2 separate regions of the Mus musculus genome follow, and region 1 is linked to region 2. The links are chromatin loops, found by intact Hi-C in ENCODE. Cell type or tissue: heart. All regions are shown on one strand.

Region 1 (8,000 bases), 65 kb after region 2:
GCCACCATGTGCTTTCTGGGATTTGAACTCAGGACCTTTGGAAAACCAGTCAGTGCTCTTAACCGCTGAGCCATCTCTCCAGCCCAAGTATATTAGTCCTAATAATATTATATTGATTAAACATATCATTTCTGTTTAATAATTTTTAGGTAATCTATTCTGTTTTTCTAAAATTTATTTATTTTGTGTATACATGTGTATGAGTGTGTACGTGTACAATACTTGTGTGAAAATGTCTGTGCAGGTCAGAAGAGGACATCAGGTCCCCTAAAGTCAAAATCAATTGTGAGCTATGATGTGGGTGCTGGGAACTGAACCTGGGTCCTCTGGAAGAGCAACCAATGCCCTTAACAACTGAGCCATCTCTCCAGCCCCTGTATCTTTGTGTTGACTTATTTCTCCAAGAAATGGTCTCTAGTGTGTCACCAGACTAGAGGCTGTGGTGTTTTGAGGCTCGTAACACTTCACTGTGCTGTTTTCCAGAAATATTTGTACTAATTTATGCCAGTTTGGGAACATAAACTTCTCAAAAGCCTTACCAGACATTGATTTTTTTAAAGATGATTTTACCAGCATAACTTGCATTTCATAACTTGGTGGTGCTTGTCCTGGTGATCCTTATGGGGACTAAGTCTTTCCCCAAGGGTTTTGTTTACATTGATGCTTTATGAACAAGGCCCCTAGTTCTTCAACCACAGATATTGCAGAGCTGATCCTGCCCTGTGGGTTTGAGTCTGTCCCCTTGGTCTTCTAGATCTATGTGTCACTAACATTCCTCCCCTAAGTCACATTGACAAGAGAAGGTTTTGCTCAGTGGACACAGCTCCGATTCGGGCGGAAGATCATCAATACAGCCTCGGTTCCTGGCGCCCTGTTTTCTGGTAGCTGCACAGTCTAATACTCTCATAAATTTTCCTGTAAGCTGCCTGATTTTTAGACTCCAAGCTCTCTAATGAACTGGATTCCCAATTTGTCAAATATACCTACCGATTATTCAATGTTGTGCTCTGCTGTGCTCTGCTGTGCACAAAAGAAAAAGAAGTGCCATGCTTGTGCCTGCCTTTCGGCCCATTTCTGATCTATACTTGGCTTTTAGTTAAAGGAACATTTCAACACTCTCACCTCCAAGCATCTTACAGCTGCAGGAAAGAGACAACACTGAAGTCCGGGATAACCGTGCCACAGGGTAGGAATCCACAAAAAAATCCCAGTTAAGTTCAATATTTAAAATGTAAACAAAACAATATTTGAATCATGTTACCAAACAGACACAAGGTCAGCTTAATTAACTGAAAAGAATATGCAGGATCTAGACTTTTGCAGGCATCTGTCCAAATGAGAAAACCATAGCACAGGAGAGATCAGACAAGAACCACTGGGGGAGTGGTGGAGAGATGACTCAGTGGTTAAGAGCATTAACTGCTCTGTCAGAGGTCATGAGTTCCCAGCAACCACATGGTGGCTCACAACCATCTGTAATGGGATCCGATGCCCTCTTCTGGTGTGCCTGAAGACAGCTACAGTGTACTCATATAAATAAAATAAATAAATCCTTTTTAAAAAGAAGGAGGAGGAGGAAGAGAAGAAAGAGGAGGAGGAAGAGGAGGAGGAGGAAGAGGAGGAGGAGAAGAGGAAGAGGAGGAGGAAGAGGAAGAGAAGAAGCCAGTGTCACGTGGATGACACCGTAAGAGATGACCCAAAAAGCTAGGTGGGGAGTCCGAGTCCTGGAATCCCAGCCCTAGGGAGCAGAAATATCATGAATTAAAGACCATCCTGGGCTACATGGCAAGTTTGAAGCTAGACTGTGCAACATATCTCAAAAACAAACCAAAGATCCACACCTTAAAAAAAAAGTTTTCACAGAAAGCAAACAGTTACTATTTCTTTACATTTTTCAGTGTAGGGTGTGTGTGTGTGTGTGTGTGTGTGTGTGTGTGTGTGTGTGTGTGTGTCCGTGTGCTCATGTGTGGAACCAGAGGACACCTTACTGGAATCAGTTCTCTCTTTCCACGATGTAGATGTCCGGGATTGCACGCAGACAGACCCCCAGGCTTGGTGGCAAGCATCTTTACCCACTGAGCCATCTTGTTGGCGCTGTTATTATTATTTCCCAGATCCCCCACCACACCCTTCTATGAGAAGGGTCCCCAGTTGGGAAGAAGTCATTCTGGCATCCTCCTTCCTTTCTCATCTCCTGTTTACTCACCAGCCACATAGCTAAGCCACTCACCCACCACTTTCACAGTTCCTAGCCACGGTAGTGTCTGGAGTGGCTATACACGGATGCAAAAGACCTATGCCACAGTTACATACCCACAGCAAGGAGGGGAATTCCTCTGTTGTAATAGAAACAACTAGATTTCAGTTCTGAGTTCTAGATTCTAAATTATGATTACTACTCTCACTACCATTTGCACGTGTTGACCGCTTGGACTATGACATGACCCACCAACACCATTGCTCCATTTTACAGATGTGAAGTTTCCCCATGATCCCTAAGCTAGCAATAACAGAATTGAAGATTAACACTGCAAACTGCCTCATATCCCTGAGTATTTTAATTATTTGCAGAAACTGGAATCTTCCCCCGTGGCTTTGCAATTGTTAACTAAACTACATTTTTAAAGAAAATTTAATTCCATCTCTGCTAGATATTTGCTAACTACCGCAAGGACAAATGCAAAAGGGTACAAACAAATGTCACCAAAAAGCTATTCTGTTCATTGCTGATTTTTTTACACATATAAAAGATGTTTGTTTGTTCGTTCGTTTGTTTGTTTTTGACACTGCTAAGATATTTGAAGTCACAGCCGAGATGGCTGTAGGGCTGTCTGGGGGAGAATTGGAGAGTGGAAACGCCAACCTGGAAGTCAAGAGGATTTTAGCCCAGTTTCCAACAGTCACCTCTCCAGACCACAGGTACATCATGGGGAAGAAGAAATCAGCGAATGGCATAGTTTTGAAGAGCCTTTCTTGTTTTAGTTATCTAGCAATTCGTGAAGTTGGTAGCATTGCACTGGTGCCAGAGGTGTGGGCACAGCGCCGCCTACTGGCAGTCTCTTTGTACTGCCCTTCAAGGAGGTCCCGGTGAGATAGATCAGCGCACCAGCCAGCAGGTGGTGATCAACCTTCGCATTTTGCTACGTTGGGGGAGGGGGAGACGATGGGGGAAGGGCTGGCTGGATTCATACACGCTAAGATTTTAAAGAGACCCAAGGGATTACAGAGGAACTTAGGAACGTGGTCAGAAAAAAAACACAATGAAGTAAAAATTTTAATATAAGACATTTTCTCCTTCTTCTCTTCCTCTTCCTCCCCCCTCCTCCCCTGCCCTCTCTCTCCCCCTTCTCCTTCCTCCCTTTCTGTCCACCTCCTTCTCCCCCTCCCCTTCTCCCCTTCTCCTCAGTCCCTTCCTGTCCCCCTCCCCCTCCCCTCCCCCACCCCATCACGTCTTCCTAAATCCTGCCCTCCACCCTGATCACTGCCAAGTATCTCATCTTGTCACTTGCTTTCCCCATAAACACAAAGCTATAGGAAAGGGTTGAGCAGGTGACAGGGAAGCCAGCATGGATCACTAAACAATGAGACGCTGTGAGAAAGACAGGTGTTCAACCCTGTCCCTAAAAGTCAAAAGCACCCAGCTTTACGCCTTGTGAAGGATGGCGGCTATACGGGAAGCCATCGGCCAAACCATAGAACCACAAGGAATGGTCTCCCCATGTTTTGAAGCCACCACATTTGGGGTGTAAGAAGCCATGGAGAGCTGAAACACTCCCTGCCTTGCATGTTTCTCCATTGCTTCAGTGACTGAGGTGTAGGAAGAGGATTCGGCTTCCATTTCTGTGAGGCACTGATACCACAGCTATCAGAAACAAAATTCTCAAAGGATAGAACTCAGCCACCACTCACGGCTGCCAAATACAGATCAAGAGTGGGAAAAGTCAGAGTGTACGTGGGGCAGTCAATAGAGAGCCACCAATGCGCTGCAGGTCCCCTCTTCTCTTCTCACCACAAGGGATACGGGCAAAGGCTGAGTCTTCTTTATCTCAAGCCTAAGGAGAGAGCTCATATTTTCAGCTCCCGTGGAAAGCTTTAAAATATTTTCAACAAAGTAGAGGGGCAGCAGACAACAGATCTCAGAGTCATTCCTGAGACACTTGGGGTAACAGCAAAGCATTCAGGGATCTGTCTGTTTTTCTGGGTTTTCTAGAGTGCTGTGTGCTTGTCTTAGTTTGTGTTTTACTGAAGTGAACAGACACCATGACCAAGGCAACTCTTATAAGGACATTTAATTGGGGCTGGCTTAGAGGTTCAGTCCATTATCATCAAGGCAGGATCATGGCAGCATCCAGGCAGGCATGGTGCAGGAGGAGCTGAGAGTTCTACATCTTCATCTTGGCATCCAGGAAGCTAGGACAAGTGTATTAAAGCCCACAGAGACACACCTACTCCAGCAAGGCCACACCTTCTAATAGTGCCACTCCCTAGGCCGAGGATGTTCAAACTAAGACCATGCTCCATGGACCAAACATGGCACTCAGGAAAGTAAGCTGGTGAGCAGTCAGACTGTTTCCTGCCTCAGGACCCTTGAGAAGGGCAGAGAGGAACCAGTAGCAAGCAGCTGCAAGAGATCATTGGTTGTTCTTGCAGAGAGGACTAGAGTTCAATTCTGAGCCCCCCTTGACGGCTCACATCTGTCTGTAACTCCAGCCCCAGGAGATCGGATCCTCTCTTATGACCTCTGAATGTAAGCAAAACCTACAAAGGGCATAGGTCAGTGCCTGGTTGGAGAGAAGTGCTAGTTCTCAATTTTAAAGAAGGAATCACTTTATGAAACGCTCACCTGTAAACCAAAGTACTGAATCCAGATCCTGTGGCAGCTGCAGTCAGACACAGTAAGGAAGACACGAGGAAAGTTAGGGCTAGGATGGCCTATATTGTCTGTGAGGTAGAAAACTACGAAAGCAGAGCTGACTAATAAAATGAGGGCCAGAGGGAAGAGGCCTAAAGACACCCCAGGAATCCCCGTCCCAGCACCCTCTGCCTGAGGCCCCGCCCAGAGTCCTCTGGCTGAGGCATCCTGGTGTCAATGCTCTGTGTCTTTCCTGGAAAGACACCTCGTCCTCTGATGTACACTTTATGTTGTCATTTCTTGCTCGCTCCTTCCTTCCTTCCTTCCTTCCTTCCTTCCTTCCTTCCTTCCTTCCCTCCCTCCCTTCCTTCTTTGGGCTTTCTTCTTAACCCGCCATGATATGTCTTTGGTCTGCTAGTCTTATTTAAACTTTCTCTTCACATCAGTCAGTGTCTCATCTTAATTTTTGTCAACTGTATCAGCTACATCAGTGGATTATTCCACCCCACACCACAACGCTGTCATATTCTTTTGTTTTCCACAGTAATCTGGAATAATAGAAAGCGATTGCTAAAGTAGAGGCAAGCCTCTAAAATGTCTTCGAGACACTTGGAAACGTTGACATAGAGTAAGTGAGGAGAGTTAATAGATCTCAGAAGAGACAGCATAATTCACATAAAAACTGAATACTTGGTATGCCCAACTCTGCGTAATGAGGAACCATTGGTTCAGAACATCCTGGGGCTGGTTCTCTTTCTAACTGGAGGAGACTGATGTCAGAAGTTAAGGGATTGCTGCATGTCACAGCTAATATGTGATGTCATAGCTGACATGTGATGTCACAGATGATATGTGATATCACAGCTGATGTGTGATGCCACAGCAGATATGTGATGTCACAGTAGAAATGTGACATCACAGCTGATATGTGATGTCACAGCTAATATCTGATGTTACAGCTGACATGTGATATCACAGCTGATATGTGATATCACAGCAGATATGTGATGTTGCAGATGATATATGATGTCACAGCAGATATGTGATGTCACAGAAGAACTGTGATGTCACAGTAGAAATGTGATATGTGATGTTGCAGATGATATATGATGTCACAGCTGATATGTGATATCACAGCTGATATGTGATATCATAGCTAATATGTGATATTGCAGCTGACATGTGATGTCACAGCAGATATGCAATGTCACAGCTGACATGTGATGTCACAGGTAATATGGGGAAAGCAGTGTTCAGAAGCAGATCCCCTGACTCCAGAGTTCACAGCTTCCTCTTGCACTGCTACAAGCGTTCTAGATCTAACTCCACCAGGTCTAAGTTCCAACTGCATCACTTACTAAATTCTTCACTAAAAACTTCATTAGCTTCCTCTTAAGTAAAGTAGGAGTCATGGCAATAGCTTGATCACAGGTTTGTGAGGCAGTTAAATGAGTGTCTATTCAAGTATGTAGCACTGTAAGCCGCTGTATTGTATCAGATAGATGCCCGCTCTCATTACTGTGCCTGACCCAGGACGTTTTCTGATAACTGTGACCATTCTGACAACCGATAATCAGCAGTGCATAAGCTGCCACCACAGCATCTTTGCTTCTTTCTCTTCTAAGGTGTTTCGTTCACACCTTGCCCCTCATCAGCACCAGGGTGAAACAAGAGGACCAAGGTGTGGGGGAGCAGAGGAGCTGAGACACAACCCCACGGAGAGGCTGCGGGTTAGGAGGGGAAAGAAACTGCCCAGTCTTTCAGACCACAGTTGAGATAGCTTTGAGAAAACAAATTTAATATATTGGGGAAAGCAGGAAGATTATCGCCGGGGGGGAAAATAAATTACTTGGGGATTTGAATGGAGCTTTTGTGCATGTTGTTGTGTGAAGGGGTATCCCCTTAGACACGCAGGGATTTAGAATGGGGAGGTTTGTTTTAACCTAAAAATATGTTTTAAAGGTTGGAGTTCTGGATGCGAACCAACACCCATTCAAAGTCAAGTGAAGGGAAGGAAAACATGAAGGCGCCTGCCCTGTGCAGAAGAAAGGGAGGAAGCCTTTGCACCAGGAACAGTTGCGCAGGCTCAGTCCAAAGGGTTAATATGACTGCCACAGCGGGGGTGGGGAGAAAGTTGCACAGGAGGACGCAGGAGAGACCTACACAATTCCCCCATTTTTATCTGTGTTAGGTGAATGAGGACATTAAATCCAGCTGTGTCCGTTTCTACTTATCCCATCCAAGAAAGCCAACATTTTAAACTCAAGTTATTTTGGTTTTATTTATTTATTTTTGAGACACGGTCTCACTCACTATGTAATTCTGGATAGCCTAGAACACACTATATAGACTAGGCTAGCCTCAAGCTCACAGAGATCCATCTACCTCTGCCTCCAAGTTCTAGGAATAAAGGCAAACACCATCTAACTCTAAGTTTGAGTATAAACAATGTACAGGCAATACATTTTATTATTTCACTTCGTTTTTATGCGTTGTTGTTTGGGGTGCTGGATAGTGAAGAGATTTTTAGATTAGGGATGCTCTACCTACATTAAGAATCCTTTCCCTAAATTCCATTTATAAGTCAGGTCAACCCAATGTCACTCAGTTATACTCATAGATCAGCGTCTTGCTCAGCCATCATCAAAAAAGCTTCTCCCTGCAGAAGACAGGAACTAACAGACCCACAGCTGGACAGTGTGCAGAGTGGCAGATATTGGAGCCCTCAGTCCTAAATGGGATGTTTCCATCCAACCCTGCCTTCGGGGCTCAGGGAGCTACACAGAAGAGGCAGAAAGACTGTAAGAGCCAGAGTGGAGGAACAGGAAAAGTGTCCTGCAGACATAACACTCTGATCCACATAGGACTCCACAGAGACCCCGGAAGCATGCACAGGACCTGTACAGGTTCAAGGCAGATGGGGTCCCACTGCTGAGACGGGGGAATGGACATGGGGCTCCCACCCCTAGCCAACATGCTATCTGCAATTGACACCCATTTCCAAAGGAAGATTGTATTCAAAATAAGTGGGAGAAAACTGTGTCTTGAATGACTTACGAGAGATTTGAAACTTTAAAAGAAATGGGGTGTGGTAGCACACACTGGTGATCCCAGCACACAGGAGACAGAGGCAAGAGGGCTGTGGGTT
Region 2 (8,000 bases):
TGTGGCCTTGTATTACCTCTAGTGTTCTCTGTCTTGACACCTGAGACAAAGTCTCACATTCAATTGGAAGCTCGACACTTTGGCAAAATAGCCAGCAAGCTCCTAGGAGCCATCTGTCTCTGCTCCCCCTCCCCCAATGCTGCATCGCAGACCTGTGCAGCCACACCTGGGTGCTGGAGATTTGAACTCAGGTCCTCATGGTTGTAAACACTCTCACCCACTGAGCAATAGTCTCATCCTCTAAACTGTTCTCTCTCTTTTTTTTCTTTTTAATAATCTTTACATAGAAAACCAATCAGGACCTTACTCAAAGGCACAATGTATTCACCAAGAGCATATAGTTTCCTTTTCCCTTGAGGGCAGATATGGACAACAAGAGTAGAGTGGATAGGGTGTGTGTGTTCTGAGAAAACTCAGAAGTGTGCCTCTTTACCTCTACCAAACAACTCCTGGTTGGAGCTCAGTGGACAGCGTGGAACGTTAAATCACAGAGAGCAGATGTCACGTGGAACCACAGATGCCACATGGCAAATACTGTTGAGCTGAAGGAAGAGGACCCAGGTTTTACAGAGCTGGTGCTGTGTCCTTTCTTGCCTCCTTGGAAACCTGTTTCTGGAATCAATCAATCTCGCCCCCGCCCCCGCCCCCGCCCCGCCCCCGCCCCTGCCCCTGCCCATCCTTGTTCTATATCAAGTCCAGAGCTCCAGGACTACAGTAATTTGCTTCCAGAGTGCTTTTAATTGTAGGAGAAATAAACTCCCTTCTTGCTTAAACTAAACACACTCTCTAACAGGAAGACCTATCTCAGCCTTATGCATGACTCACTTCTAGGGTAACCCCAATACCCGTAGCACTTGGGCCAAGAGGATAGGTGGAGTTCATAGTCAGGCCTTTGTCACATCTAGCTCTGTCCTCTGCGTGTCTATCCAACCTTGAGTAAGCACGCTACCACCGGACCACCCTTCACGCCTGACAGACACCATTGCAAGCTCTAGACTGGGCCTCAGACATCTGAGCAGGGAATTCTAAGCTCTTAGGAACCCAGGCATGTCACAGAAACCCCAGAAAGTCCTTGTGGCCCTGCAATCTGCTCAGACACAAGGTGTGCCTTCTGAGGTCCAAGTAGTCTCTCTGTGTCACTCTTCCCCCACTCCCCCCTGGATGCCAGTCATGGTTGACTACTTGTTTTAGAGCCTTGGTACCTGGCCTTTTAGAGAGGATATGACCGTACAGCCTGAGCTCTGATGCTTTCCTGATACTCTTAAGGATCCTGTCTTCCTCCATTAGGCAGGATGAAGGAACGACCCTCAAGCCTGACTCTCAGCCATGCGTGGCTTTGGTGGGCTGTTGCTTAGAATGGTTAAGCAGAGGTTTGGCTGTCACTGATCTGCAAACTGTGTTAATAGACAGAAGCGGGTTCTTCAGGCCCTCTGTCTCAGTCACACCCAGGAACATCTCCAACAGGTAGATGGATCGACATGTTTTCGTGAACCCCACACCCTGGGGGCAGTGAAAAGGGGGCAGAGACAGAATGTTCTATTGTGGGATGGGACAGAAACTATTGCCCCAGAGAGCAGGACAGAAGCAGGGAAGCAGCTCTGTAAGGGACGTCCTCGGAAAGGCCCTGGACCGTGCTCCCAAGGCTCATTCCTGTGCCAGCTAGGAAGCCTGGCACTCAGCCCTGGATAAGGAGAACTGAGAGCTGATGTGACAAGCCCAGGTCCTCCCCTGTAGCTCACCCACAACACGCAATGACTTCGATTCCTGATTCCGGTAAGGAACCTGTCTGGTTGATATAGCCTGGCTGCCTGGCATGACTAGAAAGACCAGTTCCACGAACATGACAGAATTCAAACTTCAGCATGGGGGTCTTGGATGTCCATTTTAGTTCAGTGACTCTAAGGCTTACTTGGGATCATGGGTCCCTGTGATCTCTCAGCTGGATAATTACCAGAGGACAAGAGTGCTTGCCCACAGTGTTCTTGTGTCTTTCAAACAGTCAGGTATGACGGAAAGAACACCGAGCGAATAATCAGAGCCGGAGGGACTTCAAGCTCCGGTTTGCTATTCATATCTACGTATTACTTTTCTCATAGGCTACACTGTGTGTGCATGTTTAAATAGTCCATGATGGTGCTTTTGACAGCTTAAAAACCTTTCTGGCTTACGTGTCCTTATCCTGACCACTTCCAGCTCCTTCTGTGAGACCTTCAGTCACCCCCACCATTCCTCTCCCTTGCAGTGAGAGTTAGGAGCTGGTCCTCTGTGCTTTCTCGGAGCTTGCCCTGTATTGCAGCATCTTTCTCACTGTCTGTAGGTTCCCTGCCCTTCTCTACACCTGGGGAGACAGAGGCTAATCTTTAGGGCCATCCTCACAGCACTGGTTCCAGCAGAAGCTCAAGGAGCCCCGTGGAGAGATGATCTGAGTGGTGGTTCCTGATAGCTGAGCCCCTTTGGTCGTCACGGGCCCAGTGATGAAAGAGATGTTCCCAGTTGATGATTCAAGGAACTTGTCAAAATAGTCTTTGTTCTCCGGTTTACATTTAGAAACAGCCTTGGGACATGTGTCCTGCCAGAACACACATAATGAATTGTATTCCAACATTTTTAAGGGACAAGATTGGAGAGGGCTAAGAAATTCAGACTGCTATTATATCGTCTCCATCTTGTTAATAAAACAGAAGCGTCTTTGCCTTCTCATCCAGACTCTTGACATCAATCTGAGGGTTGATTGTCCCAAAGCATGACAAATTGTATAGTGACATCATTTATATCACAGAACTGGAAGTGACATACATATCTAACCACAGCGTTGGTTAAATCAACTATGACACACTTGACTGAAGGATTGGCCCGAAGGCTTTGACAATGGTGTGTATAATGTAATCTGAAGTTAAAATCGAGACATAAAATCACAGTGCAGTGTGACTGCCATCACACTAAATACATCAAATCTATGCCTAAACATAGAGACAGTGTGATATTAATAGCGGCAGTGTTTGTGTGTGAGGGCTGTGGGTGAGTCCGCTTCCTTGTGCTTTTCTCTAAAGATCTCTCTCTCTCTCTCTCTCTCTCTCTCTCTCTCTCTCTCTCTCTCTCTCTCTCTTTCTCCCCTCCCCATTTTCCTTCTTGGCAGTTTTGCAACCTCAGGATTGAACCTGTGGCCTCCTGCATGATGGGCACATATGTCCCACGAAGCTGTATCTCCAGCACCATGACCTTTAATATTTACTTGTTGGGTAAAAACTCAAAATTAGAAAATCACATCACTGCTAAGAGAGAAAACACTGTGTTATTTTCTGCTCTAAGACTTTAGGCTTGTGGCACTCGGCATGTTTGCCCGAAAGAGCAGAGACAACGGAAGCAGAGAGGAAAACACAGTTCTGCATCACGCCCAGCAGCTACCTTTGGGTGACATTGTGACTTATGTCACGTGACTTACAGGCTCTGACTATATGCCAGCCATACTTCTACTTGCAAGCTATCTTCCCAAAGCTTTGTGGCGTATCGCTGCTACCCTATTTTATGATGAAATGGAGACACTAGTAATCTGTTCACTGGCCAGTGGGAGCATGGCCGGATCAGGGCAGTTTCCTCTGAGTAATTTTCCACTCCTCTGCTCAGGAGGACAGTCTGCAGCGCACTTCCTTTCATGCAAGGATTTTGGGATTGACCAAAGGCACAGCATCTGTTCACAGTTTCAGCCTGAACAGATCCTGAACTGAAAGGTACCCAGCTGACTCCAGCCTGTCTGAGATGGTCTTGAATAACCACGGAGTCCCCATGTTATTGCAAAGAAAGCCCTGAGCAAGATATGGCTCCAAGGTTGTCCTTGTCACATACAAATCTATTGCTTTAGGAGCAACGAGCCTGCTTATAAATGCTCTTGGAGTGTCCACCGTTGTAGACCCTGACTAACATGAACTCGACATACGGAAGCATGAAGGTGCCTGGCTAGAAGGTGAAGGACGCTTTCCTTTTGCTGACCCCATTATAGGCAGCCTTTCTTCGAGTGCTTATTCAAACTATTTTTGCCCTGCAAATGGCAGTCAACTAAACATACTTGGCTAACACATGGGTGCTTAAAAAAGGAAAGAAAGAAAGAAAGAGAGAGAGAGAGAGAGAGAGAAAGAAAGAAAGAAAGAAAGAAAGAAAGAAAGAAAGAAAGAAAGAAAGAAAGAAAGAAAGAAAAGATTTGAGTACACAGTCGCTGTCTTCAGACACACCAGAAGAGGGCGTCAGATCCCATTACATGTGGTTGATGGGGATTGAACTCAGGACATCTTGAAGAGCAGTCAGTGCTCTTAACCTCTAAGTCATCTCTCCAGCCCCCAACATGGGTGCTTTGAGGCACCCTGATATGTGGTCCCGTTTTCTTTACACAGTAACCTACCAGTGCCACATTTCCATGGGGCAACAAGAGCACTGAGAGAGACTCAGCTGTGTTGGCATCAAGCGTGTCACTATGTAAAGGCTGGACCCCTCCCTCTGCCTTCTCAGGGTAGCTCAGGCAGAAGAGACGGAAAACTGACAAATTTCATGAAATCAGCCAGGCAAGGCCAATCAGAGGGAATGAGGCCAGGATTAATGGAAACCCAGCACATATGAAACTTCAAATTCAAAACGAACACAGACAGGATTTGATTAATGGACAGCCAATCTCAGAATGAGCTCAGCTGGAGGGGGTGGGGGGACTGTGCTGGAGGTACGACTACAGCCCTCTGCTTTGTCCCCTCTTCTGGTCCCTTTGCTATCCATTCACTCACTTTCTCTGGAACTGGACCACAGTCAGCAAGCAGAGCAAGCAGATCAGCAACATCAGCTTCTTGCCCTTCTCAATGACATCTGGATGCCTGAGGACCAGCAGCTACCCAACGTGGGAGAAGAAGACACCTCGACGGGTGTTATGGGGGTCTGCGAATGTCTCTGAGTGCTTGTGGTGGGCTTGATGGCCCTTGGCCCACTCCCAAGATGTCTTTTTTACAGAGGGAAAACAGCCTGGGTGAAATGTCATCCCCAGGATGCCCTTCCAGAAAGTTCCAGCCATCCAACCTATTCTCACTGCCCACTCTGGTTCTCTTGTCCCCATGTTGTCCCCACACAGTCTCTGCCCCCCACATCCAACTCCTAAACATGGTCTTGGATAGTTTTTCACCAGAACAGGAGGAAGTTCTCATTCAGCAGAATGCAAGCTTGAGTTTGGGATATATTGAAGAGGTCAGCGAGGTGTTGCTGAAGGAAGAGGACACTGTGCTTCCTGCTCACGGCAGCAAACATGAAGGCTTAGACTATATGCCCCCCAGTTCATCTCACTGGGAAAACAGTTATGGAGCCAAGATGGCGTCTCCTCAGACCTAAGACACACCCCTTCCTCTTCAAGTGTAGGGATTCATTTACAGGGAGCGCTCATTCTTTTAAAAAGATTATAGCAGTTCTTTAATGCACTCAGTTTTTTTGTTTGTTTGTTTGTTTGTTTGTTTGTTTTTTAAGGAGACCTGAGAGGAGCATTCTGAAGGGCTAGGAACACAGTTCTCCCCCAATTAAACCTAACACAAAAGTAAAACGAAACAAAACCAAAGGCATGACGCTGACAGGTCGGAACAACAGCTTTGGTTTTAAGTCCTCTCACCAGATGGCTTCCTTACAGTGGCTTTTGACTGGAACAATGGAATGAGGGAAGGGTTTGGGCCCCATTCCAAAGCACAGAAGTGAGCCAAAAATACTTCAAGTGATAGCTTTGCTCTCGCTGTGTCTGTAACTGTAAAGCTGAGACCATCGAGAAAGGGATTCAAAGACCAAACTGTGAGCCAACAATAGAACCGCAAAAAGAAATCGGGTCGCCTGTTTGACCCACAGGCCTCTCTCTTCCCTCTTAGCCTGCATTTATTTCTCTCTGACCTGGGAATGACAGGAAGCAGCTGGTGGAGGACAGAAGAACCTGCCTGTGACCAGCACCTGTGACTGGGTAAAGGTGTGTACGCCTCCGGTGCGTTGGAGTCCAGGCAGTGTGTACCTTAGAGATGGACCAAAGGGAAAACTGGGGTGAACTAGAAGACATGAGCAAACTGAACTTCGACAGAGAGAGAAGCCAGAGTCCTACAGTCATCTCATTAACTTCCTTCCTGCCATGTTCATATACTGTTGTGTTTTATAAAAAGATAAGGAGAGAAGGAATGTTGATGAATGTGCAGTGGTGTGTAGGGAGGGGTGCCTCCGAAGTCCACGCTAAGGCAGCCCAAATAGAGCTTATTCAGGGCATAGGGAGGGGAGCTGAGAGGGTGGGGGGGAGGAGAAAGAGTAGAGGAGTAGAGGTCAGCCGTGAGCACGTGATGGGGGGGGGCAGGCAAATGGGGAGAGAGAGGACCAAGAGCGAGAGGTCAGAGCAAGAGAGCAAAAAAGAGAGGAGGGGGCAAGCAGCCCCTTTTATAGTGAGTCAGGCACATCTGACTGTTGCCAGGTAACCATGGGGCAGAGCCTAGACTAAATGCCAACATATAGTGCTGACTACTCCAGTCTAAAACTATAGACACCATTCCATTGTTTTCATGTCATTGAGTAAGATAGGATAGGGGAGGGGAGAGGAAGGGATGGGGGAGGGGAGCAAGGAGGAGGGAAGGGGAGAGTAGAGGAGGGGACAGAAGAGGAGAATAGGACAGGCCAGGGAGGCACAGAGTTGACCAGTTCCCACTGATGCCCTGGCTCTTGTGTAATGGTATCCCATCTCTTCCTACCCTGGGTGTGTGTTGGGGCAGGGGGGACACTCTGAAAGGAACATGCTAAATCAGTCACCATGCTGAAAGCCTAAATTTATATACATTCTAAAATAACAAATTATAAAAAAGTGCAATTTGGAGTTTATATTCAACAGTAGGTTCTGATAGGCCAGTCTTAATGCACATTACATTCACATCGTAACCTCTATTGATCATTCCTAAGAAAGTCCTGAAGCGTTCAAGGACTGACCTGGGCTCTAAGAGACAAGGGAATAACTGTGACAAAGGTGGGTGGGTGGGTGGGGCAGGAACAGGAAGTGAGAGGATACAGAGGGCACACTGATGGTGCAGGTTTGACCCTCGAAGAAACTGTGTCACGGTCCTACTTTAGGATGATCAATAGAAGTGTAATGTAATATAACGCAAACCACTTATCAGTGTACTGGTAGCCACATTAATCCTTGAAAGCAAGGAAGTAATATTAATTTTAGTAATGTGTTGTACTCGATGTAATGTACCCCAAATATGAGTGTAAAAGTCATCGGGGGTGTGGCTCCGAGGCTACAGTGCTTGTGTGAGCATGACGGCTGGAGTCTGGATCTCCAGAGGCCACTGTAAAACCATGTGGTGTCACAGGCCTAAAACCCCTGTGCTGAGGGGGCAGAGGCAGGAGGCTCCCAGCAGCTCACTGACCAGATGGTCTGACTGAGTTGCTGAGCTGCAAGCAGAGTGAGAGGCCTCGCCTCACAAAACGAGGCATAGAGAGCTAGAGGAGGTCAGCTGACCTTGACGGTTGAATTCAATACTGAATTCAGTGCTATCTCCACACACGTATCACACACACACACACACACACACACACACACAGACACACACACACTGGTGGAGAGGAGAGACAGAGACAGACAGACAGAATTATCATTATTAGTAGTAGTAGTAGTGAGGGACTTCTCCTTATTTCTTCTATGCTCTGTCTTAGAAATGTGGTATGTATTTTTCTCCCACAGGACGTTTCTCTTCAGGCTGTCCACATCCCAGATGCTCGGTAGCTAACCATAGCCATTGGCTACCACACTGGACAGTGTAGGTCTAACTCACAGCTCCTACAAATGTCATGTATTTCACTTTTCCAAGTTTTTAAGAATTCAGTGCTGCCTTGGAGGAGATGGTACATGCCCTCAGGAGGCAGAGATGGGCAGATCTCTGTGAGTTCAAGGCCAGTCTGGTCTACATGGTAAGTTCCAGAACAGCCAGGGCTACACAGTGAGACTTGTTTCAGTGTTGCCT

The links. Peaks named below come from ENCODE experiments on the same cell type or tissue, not always from the same donor. Only the 100,000 strongest peaks of a DNase experiment are listed, where the experiment ranks them.
Region 1: a loop joins it to region 2, with 2.4 times the contacts of the local background. A loop is called at or near these places in 5 of 42 quality-filtered maps.

The regions. Positions count from the first base shown.
Region 1 is chr5:100,319,189-100,327,188 of GRCm38, forward strand. No RefSeq gene overlaps it. Among named protein-coding and RNA genes, the nearest start is that of Gm45913, 21 kb to the left of the region's middle. In heart, a CTCF peak has its summit at 3,041 (motif pointing left); no DNase peak of the experiment used is centred here; H3K27ac peaks cover 461 bases.
Region 2 is chr5:100,253,820-100,261,819 of GRCm38, forward strand. It overlaps the pseudogene Gm8091. Among named protein-coding and RNA genes, the nearest start is that of Gm42129, 22 kb to the right of the region's middle. In heart, no CTCF peak of the experiment used is centred here; no DNase peak of the experiment used is centred here; H3K27ac peaks cover 2,412 bases.